Linked DNA regions of Mus musculus: region 1 is linked to region 2. The links are chromatin loops, found by intact Hi-C in ENCODE. Cell type or tissue: left cerebral cortex. All regions are shown on one strand. Each heading gives the region's core, and the rest is flanking DNA. Links, peaks and the distances in the headings are about the cores only. Region 1 has its middle 68 kb from the start of Vav3. Region 2 holds the start of Vav3 (vav 3 oncogene).

Region 1 (4,394 bases), core at 199-4,198, 67 kb before region 2:
CTAGAATATCCACAATTTCAGTCAATTTCTCATTTCTTCACTCTTGCCTGAAGCATCAACTGTACTTGGTGGAGAAGGATGAGAGCTAAAGATCCTGCTCAGCAATGCCCAGTTCCCTATACCTGCCAAAAAGCCTAGAGTTGAAAGGAGCCTGATAACCTGATACAAGTGACCTGAAGCCTGCTACAATTGTCTGACACGAGGCTCTTGGGAGGATGGTAATAAACCTAGTTGGCAGGCTGCCACTTTCCTGGAAATGGAGCATGGGAATAGAAAATGTAAAGGGAGATTAGGAAGAAAACCACAACCACAAGTCCTCTTTGTTGTTTTCATGTTGTTCAGAAAGCAGAGTGGGGGGTGGGGGCACACAGAGATGGGAGAAAACCTCACCTGGTCTATAGAGCAAATATTCATAGGACGTTTCCCTGGATTGAAACACATTGCTGTATTTTCAATAGATGATCTCTCTCTCTCTCTCTCTCTCTCTCTCTTCCTCTCTTTCTCTCTCATCCTCTCTCCCTCCCTTCCTTCCTCTGTACCTTTTTCTCCTTCCTTCCTTCCTTCCTTCCTTCCTTCCTTCCTTCCTTCCCTCTATCCCAGTGTCTCCTGAATTTACTGATGGTTGAGACCTTTATACTCTATTGGTCCTTAGTATTTCAGATAATATTTAATATATAACAAGACAAACTACACGTAAGGACATGATATTTTAATCATCTCCCTAATGACAAATGGGGTTTTATGTCATTACAAAAATTGGTGAGACAAATAGGGCAGATGTTTTTCCATCCTCCCTCCCATTCTATAGTTAAGGAATCTGAGATCTAGGGTTTTATTTTCTCAATGTTAAAAACATAATGGAATCAAATCTCATGATTCCCCAGATGGAAGTACTTGGTTTTTCTATTGCTAAGTATCTCTTCACACAGACTTTCATCTCATTGATAAGAATTTGATCATATGAACTCTTTCCATGACCACAGATGTTTCTGCCATAGAGTAAGATGTATAAATGGGCAGGTTCTCTTTCTGTGAATGACAGTGGTATGAACTATAATGAACATGTCAAATGTATAGCAGGGGCAGGCAACTACAAAGATAGAGCAGAGAATACGTTTATTCATGATTTGCTCAGTCTTTATTTCAGGTTTTAGGTAGATGAGGGAGGAACTATGAAATAACTTAATGGGTTCTCTTGGAGACATGTGATCAAGGAGCCATATTGGGGCCTAGCAAACACAGAAGTGGATGCTCACAGTCAGCTAATGAATGGATCACAGGGCTCCCAATGGAGGAGCTAGAGAAAGTAGCCAAGGAGCTAAAGGGATCTGCAACCCTATAGGCGGAACAACATTATGAACTAACCAGTACCCCGGAGCTCTTGACTCTAGCTGCATATGTATCAAAAGATGGCCTAGTCGGCCATCACTGGAAAGAGAGGCCCATTGGACTTGCAAACTTTATATGCCCCAGTACAGGGGAACGCCAGGGCCAAAAAGGGGGAGTGGGTGGGTAGGGGAGTGGGGGTGGGTGGGTATGGGGGACTTTTGGTATAGCATTGGAAATGTAAATGAGCTAAATACCTAATAAAAAATGGAAAAAAAGAAATATTGAGGCTATAGCAATTCATTGTCTATGGAAGAACTGAGAAAGACTATGATATAAGGAGAGGGGTCTACCAGGCATGTACATAGAATGGAATTAAGATACACACAGTGGGTCTGCAGTGTGGTGTATGCTATAGGGAGGTAAAACTGGATAAGTGTGGTGTATGATATAGGGAGGTAAACCTGGACAAGGACCAGCTTGTAAGGTCTTTCTAGACCAAGCTAAGGAATTTGCATTTTATCCTTTAGAGGAACCATCAGAGGATTGTAAATAGGTAAGTTGACTTATATAGGAAGAGCCTACAAAATGGTTATTTGATTTAAGCTTTTTGGAACTCAATGTAACTCTCTTGAAAATAAATTTTCACACAGTTGGAGCAATAGCTCTGACACTTTAATTTGTACCAGAATTACCTGTGGAGATTGACAGAAATATACAGAATGTTAGATAACATCAAATTGACTGGCATCGTTGGGGAATTTGCATATCTCTCAAGAGTCTTCAGAGGATGTCTAAGGTGATCATCTAGGGTCACATTTGAGAAGTGCATGAATGTTTTGGTGAAGGTTGTGGAAGAAGAATTCTAATTTATCACTAACAAATTCAGCACAAAATTTGTTTATTCTGTCAGTGGGATTACAATGAAAAATTTTCCTTCTTCCTCTTTCTTTTCCTTTTCCTTTTCCTCTTCCTCTTTTATTCTTTTAAAATCTGAACAAAGGGAGGTAACTGTCATCTGCTCTGGTGGAAAAATAATGTATTCACAAGGCTCTAGGCTCACTGCTCTACAAAGCCAGCTGGTCGCCATGACTCACCCTCAGAATGCATTTTCACATCCTAGGGGGTGTTGGGGCAAACAGCTGGCCCTCTTTGAGCTCACATCTTGGAAACCTTCCACTGTTCTTATTCCATAAATACAGACCAGTAGCTTAGCTAGGATTTCCATAAACTGTAAGATTTTTCACTAAAATTCTGTGGTGTTAGTGCAATCCTAGTGGGAGGAAGTATGTAGCAATCTGAGCTATGACTGAGAATCATCTGACAATTAATTGGGTGGAAATAAAAAGCTGGGAGCTGAGTAATAAATGAGATACAGTCCAGAGAGGGGTACTGGCTCCTATCACGGGGATTTGTTGTAAAGTAGTCTTGCTAAAACTCATTCTCTAGACCCCTGCTATACAGGGTATGGAATTCTTTGTCTCCATTGCAGACAGTATCTGAATATGTCAACAATGGTTTCAGATGAGTCTTCCAACATCAGCTGTGACTCACCCTTTCTGACCTTCAGTCCGCACTCTCATTGCAGGGAGTCTGTTTCATGAAAGATTCATGGAGAAGATTACTCCAGGGCAACGCACACAGAATGAACGATGCTGCTTTGATGTGTTAAGCTATCTTCCTTCCTTAAAGATTGCCAGGCAAAAAATAGCCATTAAAAAAAAAAAGCATTCTTAGGAAGGATGCTCGCTTGATTGGCACCAGTACTTAAATATGCATGGCAGACCTGAGATCTTTCTTCTTGTAAGTAGCAATAAAACAGTGTTCCCTGATAAATCCTGCAAAAGCATTGACATGGTCTGAGTGCTCTACTTGCAATACAGGGAGCAATGCCATCGCTCACCTGAATTACTGAAGCCCGCTAATATGTGCATGCCTCTCGTTGCTGTGTTTGCACTCCAGTTTCTTTAGAGCAGGGGTTTTCAACTGTCATGCAAGGCTTGAACCCATCATAGGCACAAAACTAAATATTTACTCCACAGATGAGAATAATCTGGACTATAACCAAACATTAGTAGTAATAGTACTGGTAGCAGCAGTAGCAGCAGCCATCCAACCCTTCCTACACTTGACACTCCTCTCAACACTTAACAATAATGCATTTAATGCTCACAAGAAACTTTACAAAATACATTGTTGTCTGTGCCATGTTCAGATAGGGAAACTGAAGTACCAAAGAGAGGGAACTTGCCTACCAACCCAGGAACTGTAAGTGGTGGCTGGGCTTCAGGACTCATGTTCTTGATAAAGTGCTAGCGTGATATAAATGCGCTCCCATCTTTTGCTTGCTCAGACACTTCTGCCTGTCCTTTATTCTCCGGTTTAAGTTTCTTCTTTTCTGCAGGCCTTTGTGCTTTTGTTCTAACAACTCCTGCAAGAAGTTGCTGCTTTGTCTGTGCTCTAGAACCTTCTCACATACACCGGGATAGTAACCACACTGTTGATATTTGCGGACGCACCCATTGTTCTGCTAGTTAATGAGAGCACGTGCTGTTATTTCTTTGTCTCTATGAGGCATAAAGAGCTAGAGACCATCTATAATTCCTATTGTTGTGCTGAGATAGCTGTTGCCTAACTCTTGGAAGATTTATAGATACATGCATTTACCCCAGATAGAGCACTTATAGACCAAAGAAATGATTCTGTCTGAATCCAGCATGGTGAATTATTGATCCTGCTGTGGTTATTTATAAGAGCTTGGATAAGAAGTTACTTACAAGAACACGTGTGAGTCTTGGGCAGCTACATCACTGATAAACTCCCACTCAGAAGGGATGATGACCTATGAGAGCTGTCTCATTGGAGACCCCCCAATCAACCTTCTCCTCCTCTTATACTGTACCTTCCCCTCACCTTTACCTGCACCCCCAACTGAGGCAGGGCCATGCGATGGATGTGCAGCTGGAGGGAAGGAGGAAGTGTCTGCAATCTAAGGTGGGGATCTGATGAGCTTCCTTCTGTGACAGTGGTTCTCAATCTCCCAAATGCAGTGACTGCTTAAAAAGTTC
Region 2 (4,351 bases), core at 352-4,351:
CCATCACCTGTTGTAGCTTCTCACTCACCTGAAGAGCCCCACAACTTCTTTAAGTGCCTCTTGTAGGCCTCCTACACCTCCATCTGTCTTCCTTGCCCTTATATACACTTTCTGGATTAATATTTGAGTTTTATGACCTAAAGTACTATTTACATGTTACATGTGATATGTAGCAATTTAAAATATTTGGTCTTTGCTGATGCTCTGTGGATGCACAGGGATGTGTGGTATAGTGAGTGGTGTTTATGAAGCTGTCCCTGTGACAGGCACCACATATATTCATACCTTATATCAAGGCTTTGCAGCTTTTGATGGAAATTTATTTATCACCTGAGGACCTTGATACAGTTCAGGGTCCTACTCATTCAGTCTGGGTAGGGCCTGAGAGACTTTTTTTTAAAATTAGATATGTTCTTTATTTACATTTCAAATGTTATCCCCTTTTCTAGTTTTCCCTCCGAAAATCCCCTATCCCCTCCCCCCTTCCCCTGCTCACCAACCCACTCACTCCCACTTCCTGACACTGGCATTCCCCTATACTAGGGCATAGAACCTTCACAGGACCAAGAGCCTCTCCTCCCATTGATGACTGACAAGGCCATACTCTGCTACTTATGTATCTAGAGCCATGAGTCCCACCATGTGTTTTCTTTGATTGGTGGTTTAGTCCCAGGGAGCTCTGGGGGTACTGGTTAGTTCATATTGTTGTTCCTCCTATGGGGCTACAAACCCCATCAGCTCCTTGGGTACTTTCTCTAGCTCTTTCACTGGGACCCTGTACTCAGTCCAATGGATGGCTTTGAGCATCCACTTTTGTATTTGTCAGGCACTGGCAGAGCCTCTTAGGAGATAGCTATATCAGGCTCCTGTCAGGAAGATCTTGTTGGCATCCACAATAGTGTCTGGTTTTGGTGGTTGTTTATGGGATGAATCCCCAGGTGGGACAGTCTCTGGATGGTCATTCCTTCAGTCTCTGCTCCACACTTGTCTCTGTAACTCCTTCCATGGGTATTTTGTTCAGGCCCGAGAGTCTTACAAGGTCCACAGTGATACTCCTGTCTATGTATTCATTCCAAGTACCAAGGCGTACTCTTTTTTTTATTCTGACAACCCAACGTGGCAAGGGTCACTTCCTTCATTTTATAGGTGAAGAAAATGAAGGTTAGAAGAATAGAAGTTGCCCAAGGTTATCAAAAAGCAGCTTAACTTGGATTCTAAATCCAGGTTTGTTTACTGGTCGGTACACATGATCTGGATTTTGGAAATATTTTAACAGTATTAAGGGATGATCTGATGCTACCTAAAATGAAATGCTTGGCTAGTCTTTGCTTTTTCCTTATCATCTTTCCTCTTTTCCAGCGCCACTTCTTCTTATGCAGGACCACATTTTAAATGGCAAGTCATGTGTGTTTTGTTTGTAAAGATCTATAATGAGTAACATGGCTTACAGTACTTGCCTCTTTTTGATGGTTTTGCATTCTGAGTTTTTAGGAAAGTGGTAGTCAACAGCCAACCCCCCCCCCCCAAAAAAAATCACATGGAAAATTCCAGAAAGAAAAAGTATATATATTTTATACATTCTTTCACGATTTATGATTATAATGTTCTATTTTATTGCAACACTGCTGTTGATAATCTTCGTGCCTAGGATGCACTTTACAGTTTCGGTGATACAGTATTGCTAAGGATTGATCCTCCTGTAGTTTCAGGCTTTCAAACCTATTATGGTCTAGGAAACATTGTGCTATTGATGGACTCCACAGTGTGCACAGAGGAAGTTGCTGGGGACGGATGCATGCGAGGAAAGGAAATCCTTAGGCTGATTTATTATTGTTTAAGGCTGGTTGTGTACACAGCAGGCCACGCTTGCTACAGTCACGCATAAAAGAAGCGAACTTCTGTCCCAACAGATCATGTACTTTTTAAAAGTTACGTTTTGTCCTGTTTATAAAATCAATAAGATCCACAATCGAAAATTTGAGCTACAAATATCTAATGAAACAGCAGCAGCAGCAGCAGCAGCAGCAGCAGCAGCAGCAACAACAGATATAAAATCCCACCAAACTAGATTTCAATTAAAAAAAAAAAAAGACTAGCGAAGAGGGCATTTACAGGGAGTTGTCAGAGTTCAGTGAAATAATATATTACTACAAAAAGCTTATACACCCTTTTCGGCTTTGTAGGGCAGTGGGAATAAAAAAGACAGGGAGAACCTTGCCTCAGTATGACAGAGTTGACATGTGTGGGTGTGTGTGGGGGGGAACTTTCCAATTTTCCCCAGGGTTCTCCAAATATGCTGACCCAGTCTCTCAGTGTCTCGGTACTGAAGCGATTTGAGCTCAAACCTGGTGGCAAGTCACTGACGCATGCGCGCTCTTGCCTCTGTGTCACCGGCCAGTTTTCTTTTTTTCTCAGGCAGGATTTTGAAGATCAGCAAAAGGCGCTGGACTGCTTTAGTGAACAGTTCCAAGCCTGGGAGATATGCAAAACCTACTTCTTTCCCTCTACCTAGGCTGAAGCTGCAATTGTCCCCACGTCACGCACTTTCAAGGTGTCAAAACATTCTCAGAAGAAACTGACTTTCAGGAAGGGGCTGAGGATGGACCTGGAGGAGGCGGGACCAGGGGCCGATCACAAACTTTCCATGCTGCGTTCTCCAGCTGCGCGTAGTGCACATCTCATTTCTCCAGGCTCCCTGTGTCCCAGTTAAGCCTTGGCTCCTCTGAGACCCTCTTAATTTAAATCGCATTCATTGTTCAGGGTGTCCCCGGGGACACCCCTGCGAATCTCAGTGTTCAGCCACACTTCCTAGGAAGCCGCGCCGATGGGCTAATCCCTGGACGCCCCGGGGTTGTGCAAGCTCCACTCATCCGAGGGTTCACGGGCGGGCGGGGGCGCCGGGATCCCCTTTGTGGCCGCCGCCCCAACTCGGCCCGCTCCTCCCCCCAGCCGCCCCGCCCTCAGCCCCGGACCCCCAGCCAGGGCGGCGGGCACGCTCGCACCCGCGCCTCCGGGGACTCGCGGACCGCACAGACCGGCCAGGCGCGCTGGGCATGCTCAGTCGCGGGGCGCCAGGCTCGCCAGTCGGAAGCCAGTGCTCAGCGGAGCCGGCCGGGGCGCACCGAGAGCGCGCGGCACTCGCTGCTGCAGCGGCGGCCGGGCCGCGGCGCATCCGGGCGGGGACCCGAGGCGAGTCCCACGCGGCGTCCCCGAGCCGCCGGCAGCGGCGCCCGCTCCAGAAAGGCAAAGCGAACCAGGGGCCATCAGCGCGACTGGCGTCGGCGGGGCTCTGACGCTCCGCGGCGGCCACCTCAGAGTCGCTGCCCGCCCCGGCCGGGCCGGGTCCGGGAGCCGTCGGACATGGAGCCGTGGAAGCAGTGCGCTCAGTGGCTCATCCACAGCAAGGTGCTGCCCCCCAACCATCGGGTGACCTGGGACTCGGCGCAGGTGTTCGACCTGGCGCAGACCCTTCGCGATGGAGTCCTGCTCTGCCAGCTGCTCAACAACCTGCGGCCACACTCCATCAATCTGAAGGAGATCAACCTGAGGCCCCAGATGTCCCAGGTATGGAGGCCACCCCGCGACCCCGCTGCCCGTCAGAGGCTCCCATTAATCATCCGGATAATTTCTTTGTGTAAATGCAAACATCTAGGTGCGCTCCGCTTTGCCCTGCCTCTCAGTTCTCAGCTTGGGGGCTTTTCCTCACTTGCCTTGAAATGACTTAGCTTCTAAGCAGAACTAATAAAGCCTTGCGTCGGGAGATGGTGTATGGAATCCTAAAGGTTTCTGGGAGGCGGGAAGAAATAAGTTATCCTAGGGCGCGTTTCACCTTTCTGCCCCCCCCCCCCGTGTGTGTGTGTGTGTGTGTGTGTGTGTGTGATAACAAAGAGGGAGTCGGCTCTAAAATAACAATGAGAAGGGATGAGATGAAGCGGTGGGGTTAATTTTGCTTTGACTTATTTTTTGCTTTCATTTGGTCCTCACGTTCTGGAAAGAGGAACTGTGCCATAGATGAGGACTCTAGGAAGTGGAGGGCGTTTGGTACCGTTATCTGCTCAGAGGAAATAAACCAAGAGGGACACAGAGAGCCTTCCTGAAGTTCCCCACCCCGCCCCCTAAGCCCGTGGCCTGTTAGCAAACTGGAAGGTTGTGTTTATAGCTTGTCTGAAAACGTAAGGGGAGCCAGCCCAGCCTCCCTCACCGGTGGCAGGAAGTGAGAAGTTTTGCTGGAGACTCTGCTTTTTTTCATTGGGTCTTGCGATCAGGTAGCTTGGAGGCACTTGGGCTTCTGTGGCCTTAGCTTGGAGATACCTCTTTGAGGGTTCTGATTAAAATCCAGTCCTGGAAGGCA

Evidence for each region. Hi-C counts contacts between places; a loop is a spot of excess contacts. Peaks named below come from ENCODE experiments on the same cell type or tissue, not always from the same donor. Only the 100,000 strongest peaks of a DNase experiment are listed, where the experiment ranks them.
Region 1: it touches region 2 in a loop (2.1-fold over the local background); 1 of 42 quality-filtered maps calls a loop at or near these places.

The regions. Positions count from the first base shown.
Region 1 is chr3:109,270,774-109,275,167 of GRCm38, forward strand. No RefSeq gene overlaps it. Among named protein-coding and RNA genes, the nearest start is that of Vav3, 68 kb to the right of the region's middle. In left cerebral cortex, for the core only: a CTCF peak has its summit at 2,586; DNase peaks (open chromatin) are centred at 2,087, 2,461 and 2,861; H3K27ac peaks cover 585 bases.
Region 2 is chr3:109,337,679-109,342,029 of GRCm38, forward strand. Vav3 (vav 3 oncogene) reads left to right here and starts at 3,005. Exons shown (of 27, transcript NM_020505.2): 1 at 3,005-3,564. The coding sequence starts at 3,361. In left cerebral cortex, for the core only: no CTCF peak of the experiment used is centred there; DNase peaks (open chromatin) are centred at 2,412, 3,103 and 4,183; H3K4me3 peaks cover 2,032 bases.